Linked DNA regions of Homo sapiens: region 2 is linked to region 1. A link is a contact called in ENCODE Hi-C or POLR2A ChIA-PET data. All regions are on one chromosome and are shown on one strand. The core of a region is the stretch at or near the end of the contact, and the rest is flanking DNA. Distances in the headings are between cores, read along the strand shown. Region 1 overlaps NTN4 (netrin 4). Region 2 holds the start of LINC02410 (long intergenic non-protein coding RNA 2410).

Region 1 (7,782 bases), core at 1,582-4,081:
CCCAGGCTGGATAGAGTGCAGTGGTGCGATCTCGGCTCATTGCAACCTCCACCTCCTGGGTTCCAGCGATTCTCCCACTTCAGCCTCCAGAGTAGCTGGGGTTACAGGCACTCGTCACCATGCCCAGCTAATTTTTTTGTATTTTTAGTAGAGATGGGGTTTCACCATGTTGGCCAGGCTGGTCTCGAACTCCTGACCTGAAGCGATCTGCCCACCTTGGCCTCCCAAAGTGCTGGAATTACAGGCGTGAGCCACCGTGCCCAGCCCAAAAGAGATAGTCTTATAAGTAAAGTGCGTCAAAAGACATTAGAAGAGTCACCTAGGTTGTCTAATTTACCTACAAAACCTGGTCACACTAGGAAAACGATAAACCATGAACACATAGTTGTGAGCACCCAGAATAATTCTTTAAGTCTACCTAATTATATCTACATTTCTATTAACACATAGTTTTTTTCTTTTATCCCCCTCTTTAAGAGTAAGATAACTCTTCAGCTGTAATGAGACCAAATGCTAGTGAACTTATCCATGGTGGCAAAAGCTTTTAGCCATTTTTGCCTGTTTAAGTCATTAAAATTATTTTATTACCTCCTGTTTATCTCCTCAATTAATCTTCCTTATAAAATGCATATATATACATATATATTATTCATATTATATATGTTAAACACGTTCCCTGACTGGGTGCCACAGAAAACCACCACAGTTGGCAATTAACTTGATGTTAAAACGAATTGAGTTTCTTGTTGAACATGTGTGTGCCTACTGGGGATTTCCAAAATGCAAACTTAGACTAGAATGTACTTTCCATTTTTTTCATTCAAGAGTCTTTATCAGGAGCAACCCCAATGTGCTGATTAAGGTTTAAAAAATTTTCAAGTTTTAAACCCTGTTACCCTGGTGGAGAGATCCTGGCTACCAAACAGACTTCAAAGGCACCTCCAACTTGCCCTAAGCCACAGACAAATATTTGCTGTTACTCTAGTACTAGGCAGCATAGGGCCACTTTGTCCTTCACTTGTAGGAGACCTTGAGGATAAGTATTAATCACATCATGAAAGGTTTTCTCAGTAGAGATGAATCTCACATATCTTTTCCCATTAAGTTTCGGTCTGAAGTATGAGGATTAGTTGCAAGAGTTGAATTAAGAAAGAGAACTGAAAGCTGAGTTAGAAGAAAAGACTTGCAGAAATAAAGACCAGCAATTGGCTTTAAAAGTAAAAAGCAGATATTTTTCTCTCTACTGTGTCCTACATGTACTGAAGTACGAGCAGTGCAACTGAAAGAGAGGTGAGTCTAATTCACATGATTCGTATAGAGACAGAAAACAGTAAATGGTATGAAATTAGTCTGTTTCCTTCTGCTCATGGAGTAGAGATTTATATAGGAGAGCTGAAAGTACAGAATTTTTCAGGATGTTTAAGCTTTGGGCTTGCAGAGCAAGAAAGCTCACAATAGAAATTCTGGGCTCGAAAGAGAAATTGGCAAACAAACTAACTCTCATTTCGGCTTCTAAAACTGTTTCTTTCCTATACATTTAGATAAGAAAAGGCATTTCTAACATGAATCAATTGCAAATGTGGCTCATATAAATTCCGACTGTGTCTCTCATCATCAGTGTCATTTTTGTTTTTAAATAATGACAAAGCCATAATTAAATAAGATAAAAATCCTAAGTTTCTGTGACCTTAAGCCTTTTCATAAAGAAATACTTGTTTATTAGTTCAAACTTTACTTATTGAGGAAATGCTTTGTATGAGGCACTGAGACTCTGGATACAAAAATGGATAAATTAATAATGCATAAGATTCCAATTGTCCCCTAATTCTTGAAAATTGATCTCTATCAAAAGTGGTATTAGAAACAGCTCAAAGAATTTTTAATAATCAAAAAAGAACATGAGGCCATTTAACTCAAATTTCTCAATGCAAGAAGTTCCTCTATAATGGCTGATGCCCATTCATTCTCTGCTAGCTCCTACAGCCTCATCAGGCAGCGTGTTTCAGTTTTAGAAAGGTCTAATTAACAAAAAGTTCTTCTGTGTTAAGCTAGAGTCTGTTCCCTGAAACTCCTAATACTGGCCTTAGAGCTATACAAAACAAGTCTACTTTATCTTCAACATGGAAATCCTTCAAATATTTAAGGGCAGCCATCAACTTAACTTCTATTCTCCAGGTAAATTATCTATAATGTCTCATATCACATAGTTTCTACACCATTTACCACTCTTGCTAAGTAGCAGATGACCTCTCTGTAACTCGTAAGCACATGTTACTAATGACGGTATTTTCTAGACATTTTCCTCTCCACGATGTCAAGCGAATTCTAGCCTCTATTTCTGAACCTTTCTTTTTCCAATTTTATTTTTTAATCCAAATAAATTTCAAAGATTTTTCCATAATGTAATATTCAGATTTTAAAAGACCTAGAGTACTTTCAACACAGCTGTTGGGGAAGAAATGAAGCTGACTGAGTGGAGACAGTAGCATGAGACAGAAAAATATGTTTTTATGAGACCTATTATTTACATAGCCTCTTGAGCACCCACTTCTAATCATGGTAAAACTGGAATGCAAGACTGAAGTTCCAATGTCATTATTTTGGGAGGTGAGAAAGGGGAGGAAAGAGTCACTTCCACATCTGAATTAGAGTGTTTTGATATGACCTGCATATTTCTATAACATCTGTCATTGCATCATTTAGTTCATAAGAAAATAATATTTCTGGTTACATGCCAATGATACTGACAGGCAGACTAGCAGTCAAGGCTGAGTCATAGAAGGGTGGGGTTGTGGAGAGCCACAGCTGTAAAACATGTAACTGTCCCTTAAGCAGCTGAAGTGATGCAGGAGGCTGACTGGAAACTGAGCAGGAGATTAAAATGGCCTTTGTGGATGACAGCAATTGGAGTCAGCTCTATAGGTAACAGACCCTCTTGGCTATACTCACAGCACCTGCCAGAGCATCTAGAAGTAGCTAACTGCTTTATTAAGTGGGCTTTTAAAGAAGGAGAGCTGGCCGGGCACAGTGGCTCACGCCTGTAATCCCAGCACTTTGGGAGGCCGAGGCCAGCGGATCACCTAAGGTCAGGAGTTTGAGACCAGCCTGGCCAACATGGCGAAACCCCGTCTCTACTAAAAATACAAAAATTAGCTGTGCATGGCGTCAGGCACCTGTAATCCCAGCTACTCAGGAGGCTGAGGCAGGAGAATTGCTTGAACCCAGGAGGCGGAGGTTGCAGTGAGCCAAGATTGCACCACTGCACTCCAGCCTGGGTGAGAAAGCGAGACTCCATCCCCCCGCCCCGACCAAAAAAAAAAAAAAAAAGCTAAAAAAGCACCAGAAATAATACATCACTGAACTCTTGGCTGTCACTTTCTACCTGTGCCTGGTGCATGTTTTATAAAGTTCTTGGAAAATGAGTGTGTGTGAAAGTTTTGATTACAGTACTTCAAATTGAGAATCTTTTACACGTTATAACTCCCTAACTTGAACAGGACCTTAAGAGAGATTTTTTTAAAGCATATTAACCTGTCATATAAATTATGAGGAGTGCCTATCCCTAATAAAAGAATAAAGGCAAGTCCCGAAAGGGAAGCCAGAGGAGGGCTAGAAATCTAACTTGTTCACTCACTCACTGTAGAGCAACCTCTTAACAGAATCACTTGGAAATTCCTTCATGAATCTGAAATACCAACCAGATGTAGGTGGATACATTTCTTTCAGTTTTGATAAGACATTTTACTTTAAGCTCATACTTGTATCTTACCATAACATTGCTGTCTAAAAATATCTTTAAAAACATAGTTCCTTATCTTGTACTTGACATTCATAACACAGTTCAAAAAGAATTTGTAAAGTCTCAATAAATATGTCAAACTAAATATGGAATGAAGAGACAAGAATTGTTCTTTGTACCTCTGATTTGTTCACTTTTATCTAAATCTAACTCCCACTCTATTATTGCCTGTCTAGGTAGATGACTGGGCTACTGCTTTAATGAGAAGACACAATTCTTGTGTTCACGTTATCTACTATTAAATGCCAAGACTGATGTTGTCCTCTAACTCAATGTCTGTCCAAAAGCACTAAGCAAAAATGTAGACCCTCAACGCTCTTGGAGACATTGACAGTTGACCAAAGTTAGTACTGGAAGTCCCTAACTTACGACTGGGTTGTGCTCTAAAGATGTATTTGTACGTTAGTTGTCTGGGCTTTAGAAGGCATTTTGTGTCCATTTTGTTTACCACCATATCCTTGGAGCCTCGGAAGGTGCTAGACATATAGAGGCACCCACATATTTGTCGAGTGACAGGATGAACTGGCCCCAAAAGTCTACTTCACTAATAATGTAATAGAATTATATGATTATTAATAATAGCACTTATATAGTACTTAGCCATTTATAAAACACGCTTATATATGCTTTATCTTAGTCTTTCTCACATTGATCCAACTTACAAAGGAAGAATCCAAGGCCCCTAAAATACAGAGATAGCCTTTTAGGGTACTTTCGAGATTTGAGTGTGCAATGAGAGAGATGGAACTAGACAGATAATAGTGGAAGTGGAGAACCAACTTAAGAGCTGGCACCATCAGAGCCTGGTGACAGACTAGAGCCCAACTCACACACGCAGACTGCCATATTGTGTCTAGTATCATTATAAATATAGATAAAATGTCACCCATTAATACAGAGACTCAGAAAGACTCAGGGACTCCTCGCCTTTTTCCTCTGCCTTCCTTTTCTTTGGCAGTTAAGTGACATCCTTATGTTCAGTGGCTAAAAAGGGTGCTCCTCTTACAGTAGCAAGAAATAAGATTTCCCTAAAAGAGTTTCACCAAAATTATGGGCTCCTGCCTAGCTAGCTGAAGACTCAGTGATCTTGCTAAGCAGTGTCCAACACAAGCCCTCTTCTATTGGAGTCGTTGGATGTAAAATATTTTCTTAAGTCATAATCTATATTGACAGTTAAATGGGATATTCAAAGGTCTTGACCTAAGCCTCTGAATCTGGACATAAATCCTCTCTGTACCTTTTCTCACTGTAGATCATTCAGCCTTTGCGGAAACATTTCATGGGATGAGAAACTGAAAGGAATTCATTTGGTCTTTGGATACAACAAGTTTTTTAGAAAGTTATTTGGTCATACTCTTGCCTTTTGAAAGCATCAGAGCCCATTTAATCCCTCTTCAAACATCTAAAGAATGCTAGCAATTCCTGAACATCCATAAATCCTCTCTCATAGGCGAAATATCCCAAGTTAATTGTTCATTATATAACGAGGTTTCTCATTGATCTCACCAGTTCTGCTCAGCTTTCTCTAAATAGGAATATCTTGACCTGCGCATAATATTCTAGCTGTGCTTGCCTAGACGGGAAGACAGAAGGGCTCTTCTCTTGTTTGGAGCATTATTCTTCCATGAATGTAGCCTAAGATTGCATTCGCTTTTTTGGCAGTCATGGTATACTGTTGACTCACGTTGATCTCAGTCAATTAAAACCTTCAGGTCTTTTTCACATGAATGGCTGATAAGTCCACCTCTCTGGTGTAGTACAGCTGATTTTTGTAAAAAGGAATTAATATTTATCACTGTTAAGTTTAATCTCATACATTTTACTCAAGAATCTTTCACACTGTCCCCTGAGTTTTCTTTCTTAAACAGTTCTGATTATGTTATCTCTACTCAGAAAAACTGTTGATGGATCTCCACTACCCACAGGATTGAGTCCAAACTGCTCCCCGTGGAGCACCCAGGGCTAGCTTCATCTTCCTCTGTCTCCCTTTCTTCCCCACCCCTCACCACACCACCCTCTCCAACCACTCTCAGGATTGGCTTTCCTTACACAGGTGCACTTTTCCATGGAACTCCCTGCTCTACCTTTCAATTATTACCCATCCTTTAAGAGACAACAATTTAAAGGTCCCAATCAGACTAACTCCTTAAAGACAGGAATATACTATAATGAGGTACAGGTAATAGGGAAGAGGCACAGCTCAGAAATTTCTCACAAAAAAAAGTTTATTTTGTTTGTTTTGGCAAGGAAAATAATATTTAAACCTCTCTCACCGAAGAAAGTTTTCTCCCTTAACTAGTTTCTCCTCCCAGCTCCAAAAATGCAGGTGAATTGAATGTAGCTTAGCAGTGCTTATGGAGAGAAAGTAACAAGCTTGGCCATTTATCCCAGTAAGCCAAATAGCTGCACAAGCTTGTCCACAGTGTCATAAGGCAGTTGTTTTTCAGAATCACAAAACAACTCCCCATGCAACGAACTCAGCATTGTGACAAAGAGCCCAGCTGGGAGCATAAGGCACCCTTCCCAATCATTTCCCATATTGATGAAAAACTAAGCAACGCCCCCCCTCCAAGTGAACCTTCAGAGGCACCTTGCACTGTTTTCCAGGAGGTGGTGATAGATCTGTACCTTTCCATCTAAATGGGAACCCTTTGTGCTAGGCCTTTGCATACTGGGAATAGAGCCTGTGGTTTGGATTTGCAGAGGGATGTAACCCATGACATCGTCCTTGTTGAGAAATCACACCGACCAACTGCCTGCCCGAGGATCTGTCATCCTCAATGGCTAACTTATGAGACGCTTATCAAGGCATCTCTCCAACACACTATTTAGTGTGTCTGCACATCCCTTATTCTGCCATAAAAGTGCTTGAAACCATACGAAGCAATACAAAGTTGTTGTCAGTAACAATAACAACAATAGTGGAAGAGTTGGTTTACTTGAGCAATAGCTATTGAATATGTCAGGCAGCACGTGAGATGCTAAGGCAGTGTTTCTCCAAGTGTGGTCTGGGCTACTTTAGGGAGCTTGCTAAAGAATGTGGTAAGTGCTATGACAGAGGTGAACATAGGATACTGTGGGTGCACACATGTGATGTACGTGTACACTGCACCTAACCCAGAATATTGGTGCAAGGTGAAGTTTAAGCAAATTCCTTAAGGATGAGTGGGAATTATCTAGTATTTCTCCATCTACCCCTAAATTATTTGAGTGACTTAACTAACTTAAATGAATGAGAGGCAGGATTAGGGGGAGGGGATCAGAAAAGGAGAGCCCTCCCCCACCAAGCCAAGGAGGGTCAGAGAGTGAGAAAGAACATGGCACCTGAGAGTGATCCAAGCAGCCCAACAGATCCAGCTAGAGGCTACAGCTCAGGAGGCAGGGATGAGACAAGAGGCCAGGGGGGCATTCAGACAGGGCCTAGCAAGCCACATTCAAGAATGTGGACTTCATGATAATGCACCTGGGGAGTCACTGAAGAGTTTCAAGCAAGGAAGTAACATTTTGTATTTTTAAAATATCCTTGAGAATGCAGTATAGAGAATAAATTGGGGAGCAAGCGAGACAGAAAAGAACATTCAGGAGAATGCCACAATTACGCAGAAGAAAAATAAGAGTGGTTTGCTCTAAGATAGTAGCTACAGGGATGGAGAGAGGCATACCCACTAAAGAGAGACCCAAGTAGCACAATGGGATAGGACCTGGTGGATGATCGAAGCTGGCTGAAGGAGAGAAAGGAATTGAGAGAAACTCTCAGCTTTTTGCTTTGATGAGCTTCTCTGGGTTAGACAGCAATGCCATGTATACATCTATTTTCTCTGTGAAGCAGGAGGCAAGCTCTTTAGCTGAGAGTCAGCAGGGGGTTTGCAGAGATGTCAGGGAGAAGAGAGAAGCTTTGAGAGTCTCTGCAGGGAAGAAAGAGAGCGGAAGGGAAGAAGAACTTCCAGGGAAGTTTTAGGGCAAACTTGAGAGTGGAAAACATA
Region 2 (6,779 bases), core at 3,633-6,132, 39 kb after region 1:
AATATAGTAGAATATGTTCAAGATGTTAATTAAGCTAGATATGCTTCTGGTTTGGTTTTATCTATAGCTCCTAATTACCCTGGACACTTTCCGATCCTAAACCTGTGCTGCAATTTCAAACACAAGTGCCTTTCTGAATATTTTTATTACAATTGTGCCTTACAAGATTACAATGCAATTTAGAGGGTAAATCTATGACACAATCTGCTTCAACCCTAAATTCAGTATAATTGACCTCATCATAGAAGAGGCATTCAGTTATCAGAAACATTAGAAAAACTTCATTAACCAGTATTAAAACTGTACCATCTCAGAGCTCAAATTAATGGTTTCAGGATGTTAATACATTTTGAAAACCTGTAAATGAATTTTAAGCAAATTGGTTTGGAAGGCCGAGGTGGGTGGATTACATGACGTCAGGAGTTTGAGACCTGCCTGGCCAACATGGTGAAACCCCGTCTCTACTAAAAATACAAAAAATTAGCCAGGTATGGTGGCGGGCACCTGTAGTCCCAGCTACTCTGGAGGCTGAGGCAGGAGAATTGCTTGAACCCAGGAGGCAGAGATTGCAGTGAGCCAAGATCATGCCATTGCACTCCAGCCTGGGCAACAAGAGTGAAACTCCATCTCAAAAGAAGAAGAAGAACAAGAAGAAGAAGAAGAAGGAGGAGGAGGAGGAGGAGGAGGAGGAGAAGGAGAAGGAGAAGGAGAAGAAGAAGAAGAAGAAGAAGAAGAAGAAGAAGAAGAAGAAGAAGAAGAAGAAGAAGAAGAAGAAGAAGAAGAAGAATTTTAAGCCAATTAGCCATAGCCACTCAAGGTTACAATAAATGTAAGTCCATTTAGGTTTCTGCACTCTACAAAATAACACCTCAAATGTTCTACCTTAGACCTTCTCTACTTATAAATGCTATTTACTCACAGAAATATTCCTCACTAAATTTAAGGAATTAAAACTTTAAAGCCAAATTAATACAAAAATATTAATTGCTCTGAAGCCCAAGCACTTTTTTATGCATGTAGTAAGTCTCTCTAACATAACTATTGAAGATTCCTTCATCGTAAAGAAAAAGCACATCATTTCCCCACTATCTGTCCTCCTTCAGAAATGTTTGAATGAATACAATATTTATTGCAAACAGAGAAAAAGGAATCTTTTTTTTTTAAAAAAGATGAATTCTTCTTAAAATGCATGATATTTCTATCATGAACAGAATTCTTTCTTTGGTAATGAAATCCTTTAAAGCTATAGTAACACTTTCAAAATAATATTAAATTTTACATTGAAAAGAATCCTGAAGTGGCAGGGGAGTTCCCAGTCTATTAATGACCCTATAGGAAGGGTGAAGGAGGTACAGATTATTATCTCTTACTCTGAAATTTAAAAAATCACAGCCTGCAGACTTGAGGTAATAAGTAGCTAAAGTCAGTAGCTTTGAATTCCTTTCTCAGTCTCACTGGTACGGTCTTGGATATAGCACTTTTAAATACACAAAGACAATCAAATATACTTATTGTTTCTCCGTGTGTCCTGTTTTTTGGTATACAAAAGGAAATTTAAGTGCCCCATTTGTAAACTCCAGATATCCTGCAATCAGTAAATAAATATCTTGAAAATGCAACTCATTCAAAGAAATACATCAATAGAGTCCAACAGAGAAAGGAAAACTTCCCTGTGCAAATCTGGGTGAGCCTGTCCTAAGGTGCTTATCTTTTTTTTTTTTCTTTTGAGATGGAGTCTTGCTCTGTCACCCAGGCTGGAGTGTGGTGGCGCCATCTTGACTCACTGCAGCCTCTGCCTTCCAGGTTCAAGTGATTCTCCTGCCTCAGCCTCCTGAGTAGCTGGGATTACAGGCATGCACCACCACATCCGGCTAATTTTTTTTGTATTTTTAGTAGACACGGGGTTTCACCATGTTGGCCAGGCTGGTCTTGAACTCCTGACCTCAGGTGATCTGCCCGTCTCGGCCTCCCAAAGTGCTGGGATTACAGGCATATGCTACTGCACTTGGCCCTAATGTGCTTACTTTTGATAGAAATTTTTTCCTCATTATAACCAATAACAAATAGCTAGCATTTATTGGGGACTTAATATACAGCAGGCCTTGTGCTAAACACTCTACATACAAGATCACCTTCAGACTTCTTAGTCACCCTAGGGAGAGACTGTCAATTGTCATCCTTGCTTTACAAATGAGAACTGAGACTCACCCAACTAGTAAATAATAGAGCTGAGACTGTAACCCAACCACTGGATTCCAAAGCCCATGAGTGAAACCACTGTGTTCATCATGGGTCTTTGGGAAATAACAGAAAAGCAGTTAGTAGGGCAAACCCATCTTCCAAAGAAACTGAGGCAGGAAAATAGGGTCTGGAGGCAGGGAGCATAAGGCTGACTCATACTTCAGCTATAACAGGAAATATCGTCTCCATAGGGCATAGGCTGTAAATGACTTTGTAACTTTACTTCATCCTTTCCATTTACATAGGGTGTACCTGAAGTAACCAATGGAATCCTCTAGGTATTTAAACTCCCAAAAATTCTGTAACTGGGCCTTTGAGCCTCTATGCTCAGGGCCACTCCCACACTGTGGAGCGTACTTTCATTTTCAATAAAACCCTTCATTCCTTCCTTGCTTTGTTTGTATGTTTTGTCCAATTCTTTGTTTAGGACACCAAGAACCTGGACACCCTCTACCGTTAATAAAACCAGCTTTCATTTTGGTATGGCTCCTTCTAATCTTATATCTAGCCTATATAGCCATACAATTTTTGTTCCATGTTTTCTTTACTTTTTAAATTTTTTTAGATGGAGTTTCGCTTTTGCTGCCCAGGCTGGAGTGCAGTGACGTGATCTCGGATCACTGCAACCTCCGCCTCCCAAGTTCAAGTGATTCTCCTGCCTCAGGCTCATGAGTAGCTAGGATTACAGGTGTCTGCACCATGCCCGGCTAATTTTTTGTATTTTTAGTAGAGATGGGGTTTCATCATGTTGGTCAGGTTGATCTCAAACTCCTGACCTCAGGTGATCCACCTGCCTCGACCTCCCAAAGTGCTAGGATTACAGACGTAAGCCACTGCACCCGGCCTTTCTTCACTTATTATTAAGTTATTAGAAATTCTACACAAACATCAGTTTTCATGGCCATATACTGTTCCAGTGAGTGGATCTACCTTATTATACTTTTGTGTTATTTTCAGATTTTTGCTATTATTCATAATAGTTTTATAGCTATCTCTGTTAAACATTTTGTTAATTTGAGTTTTTTTAATTTTTATTTTCTTATCATCATTAAAATGAAAATATCAGCTCAAAGAAAAGTTACATTTAGGCCACATTGTCAAATTTCTCTCCAAAAATGCTGCATCCATCTGTACAACTATCACTAAGGTATGGTGCCTATTTCACCTCACCCATACCAGCATTGAATATTATACTTTAAAAGTATAAATTTTCCAATTTAGTATGTGAAAAGTGATATTTGTATTAGTATTTCTTTTATTAGATTATATGTAAAATTGAATTTTTTTCTTTGCTTGCTAATCAGTTTTATTTCACCCTTTTTACTAATTATCTAAGATGGAATGAATTTCCAATTTCCTAAGGAAGTTAGACCTTTCTCCATTTCTAATATATGCGTTTAATGCTACAAATTTCCCTCTAAGCACTGCTTTTGCTGTGTCCTGTGAATTTTGATAAGTTGTACTTTTATTTACATTTAATTCAAAATATTTAAAATTTTCTCCTGAGATTTCTTCTTTGGCTCATGAGTTATTTAGAAACACATTGTTTAATTTGCAGATATTTGGGGATTCTCCAGCTAACTTTTCTGAGATCATATTTTGTATAATTTCTATTCTTTTAAATTTGTTAAAGTATGTTTAATGGCCCAGCATATGGCCTATCATGGTGTATATTTCTTGTGAATTTGAAAAGAATGTGTAATTCAGCTGTTATTGAAGTATTTGATAAACGTTCACTAGGTCAAATTGACTGATCTGTTCAGATCATCTATAGCTTTACTATTTTCACCCTTTTCAAATGATAGTCACTGTTAGCAACTAGTAAACAACAGAAGAGAAAAGTAAATAGGAAACTAATTACACTTTTAGTGTATATTGTAGGAAACAGACTGCCATGCATGCTTTCCATGAAGTTTTTGGTTTGTATCTATTACCTCTTTCCACAATGAAGAGGATGTAAGAGAGGAAAAGCAGGGTAAGAGGGTGAGCCAGAAACACAGAAGAAGTTGTTGAAAGGACACACCAAACACATCACCAGTCTGAGATTTTTTCCATATTTTATGTAATGCTTTCATGCCTATTGAGAAAATAAATGCTTGTTGATGAAGATTTTAATCTTTATTGGCGTTCTTTGGAATTCTTGTTTTTTAACACAAAAGTGATAGTATAACTCTTTTAAAAGACATCTATATAATCTTATGTTTTGAACTGGCTCTCTTTTCACTGAAAAATACCAAAAACTCACAGTTATAGAGTTGGAAGGGTAACTGTAGTACAGAAAGTTTGGCCAATTACATAGTGTTACAGTTTTAAGAGCTGCTTCCAAAGCAATCACACTATTCGGAAAAACTTTTTCATAACAAATGTGTTCTTCCTTTAAAATGTAAACAATGAGCCAATCTTAGAAGCAAACATTGACCGCAGAGTCATATCAAGTCCGTTGTTATAAGTACTTTAGTTTTAACAGTGCAGAAACGTGAAGGATAGGTTTACTTTTTAACTCCAACCCTGTTCAAAGATCACTTATTGGCCTCTGAAGGCACAGGTGGCATGCCTGTTATAGTTTAACAGGTAGCCTCTGGGTGAGGTATAGTAGTTCAGATAACTTTGGATGCTTTGGATGCTCTCATGTGTGGCAGTATGCACTTGCTAAAACATTCTCCTCTCTGGGTCTGGAAGCCTAGAGTCTATATCCATATGAGGCACTGGGCAGGTATTCCAGACTTCTGAGTCATGGATGAAAAATGCCATCTTGCAACTGACACAGCAATTCCTTTGCCAAGAAATCATCATATCCTTAGTTTCTTATGTTGAGGTAAATATTCAAGTTCTTGGTAAATAAGGTAGATTTTCTATTTGCAACCTATATCTGAGTATTCATCCTTTTGATAACAAAATTTACAGGGAATATTTTTTCTATCAGAGGCACCGTTAATTATACTAGGCTCTCAAAAGAATTCCAGATTCGCCTCAAATACCAGCAACTCAATTCTATTCCACTACTCAGATCTGTTGGGTTGGGTTGAATTGGAATTGTATTACATTTATAGTTAATTTAAGGAGTATTTACATCTTTAGGGAATTTAGTTTACATTTTTATGAACATCATATATTCTCCATGTATTTAGGTCCTCTTAAAGACATTTCAACAAAGTTGCCTAATTTTCTACATAAAAATCTTGCCAATCATTTATTAGATTTATTACTATACATATTTTTGATTATTTTTATATATGATATATTTTTAAAAGTAATATTTCTTAATCTTTGCTGTATGGGGATGTCATTGATTTTTGTCTATTGATCTTATATCCAGCAACCTTACTAAATTCCTAATTCTAATAATTTGTAGTCTCTTATGCCTAACTCCATGTTTCCATATAAACAACCATATTGTGTACATTTAGGGACCATTTATTTCTTCTTTCCAATCTTTACAATTTTTATTTGTTTTTCCTTTCTAATTACACTGGCTAGAATATGTAGTACATTTTGAATAGTCACAATATTGGAGGACTGGTGATTTCCTTTATTATCTTTGTGAGGCAAACAATATGCTTTAAAATGTTTGTTTTTTAGCTGGCAACTAGATGTTTTGTACCGAGAGAATTCAAGCTATGTAATCTGCACTATTGCTAGAGTCATTTCTTTTCTTAACTCTTTTCTCCTATGTTTACCTTCTCTACTAGTTGATTTGCCCTTTACACACTCTAAGTCCAAGTTTTACATTTGCTTTTCTCATTTCTAATGGTGTACTTTTGTGAAATTGAATATTGATTGTAGAATCTCCTACCAAGAACTTTTTTCTCTTTTCAAATTATTATACTTCTTAATATTCATGGCTTCTAGAAAGAATTAAATTTAAAAATAAAATTTACCTTCAAAGACAATGAGATGACCATGGATCTACCAAATGCTTTCATGAAATGTTCTTTATTTTTTCCTACAATATTCTCAGTACTTCCAAATGTGCAGGTTGCTCTGCTGCACAATGTTGGGAATGCCATTCACATCATGTGAGTAGCAAGCCCTGGGATTCTGCAGCACGCAATCTTCAAGGCTGACTGTGGTAGCCCCGCCTCTGCATTTCACTTTTCCGTCTAATTAGGACTGTGGGGTCTCTCAAGCAATTAGTGATAATCTACTAATGCCTAACTCCAGAAACAACTCTAAATGTGTTTCAAAAAAATTTCTACTTTTGGCTGCAAGCAGAAAAAATATCATGTCTGGGAGATATGTTATGATAATACAGCTTTAATAGGCAACCTCATTCCATGCCAAATCAGTGTTGATACAATATTCTTTTGTTTAGTATTATGTAATTAAGTAAATTGTCACTTCTGTTTCTATAAACACAATTAGGACGAGGTAAAAAAATGGGAAGAGAGGGGAGGAATTCATTTTGGAGAAAGAATCAACATAAAAGTAATATAATTACAACTCTCATTAGTAGTAATAATAATACTTGTGATGAGATGATAATGGTAAGGTAGTAATGATCATCATGATCATCACCATCATAATGATGCTGATATGCC

Evidence for each region. Hi-C counts contacts between places; a loop is a spot of excess contacts on that map. ChIA-PET counts read pairs that join two places held with the same protein, here RNA polymerase II (POLR2A). Pooled maps may share reads with other maps.
Region 2: a map of MCF 10A shows a loop between it and region 1 (13-fold over the local background). The contact joins the promoter of LINC02410 here to the enhancer-like site in region 1. A Hi-C loop is called at or near these places in 5 of 168 maps with a recorded cell type or tissue (Caco-2, HepG2, MCF 10A and 2 more) and 3 of 50 pooled maps. POLR2A ChIA-PET finds 5 or more read pairs at or near these places in 9 of 52 experiments (AG04449, Caco-2, HEK293 and 6 more).

The regions. Positions count from the first base shown.
Region 1 is chr12:95,761,367-95,769,148 of GRCh38, forward strand. The region is part of intron 2 of NTN4 (netrin 4); the gene reads right to left. Among named protein-coding and RNA genes, the nearest start is that of NTN4, 26 kb to the right of the region's middle. Within about 2 kb of position 2,832, at least 2 of the 41 ENCODE cell types and tissues checked have a DNase peak (open chromatin) inside an H3K27ac peak, as active enhancers do.
Region 2 is chr12:95,798,215-95,804,993 of GRCh38, forward strand. LINC02410 (long intergenic non-protein coding RNA 2410) reads left to right here and starts at 4,883. Exons shown (of 2, transcript NR_135016.1): 1 at 4,883-5,056. All of the region lies in intron 2 of SNRPF-DT (SNRPF divergent transcript), which reads right to left.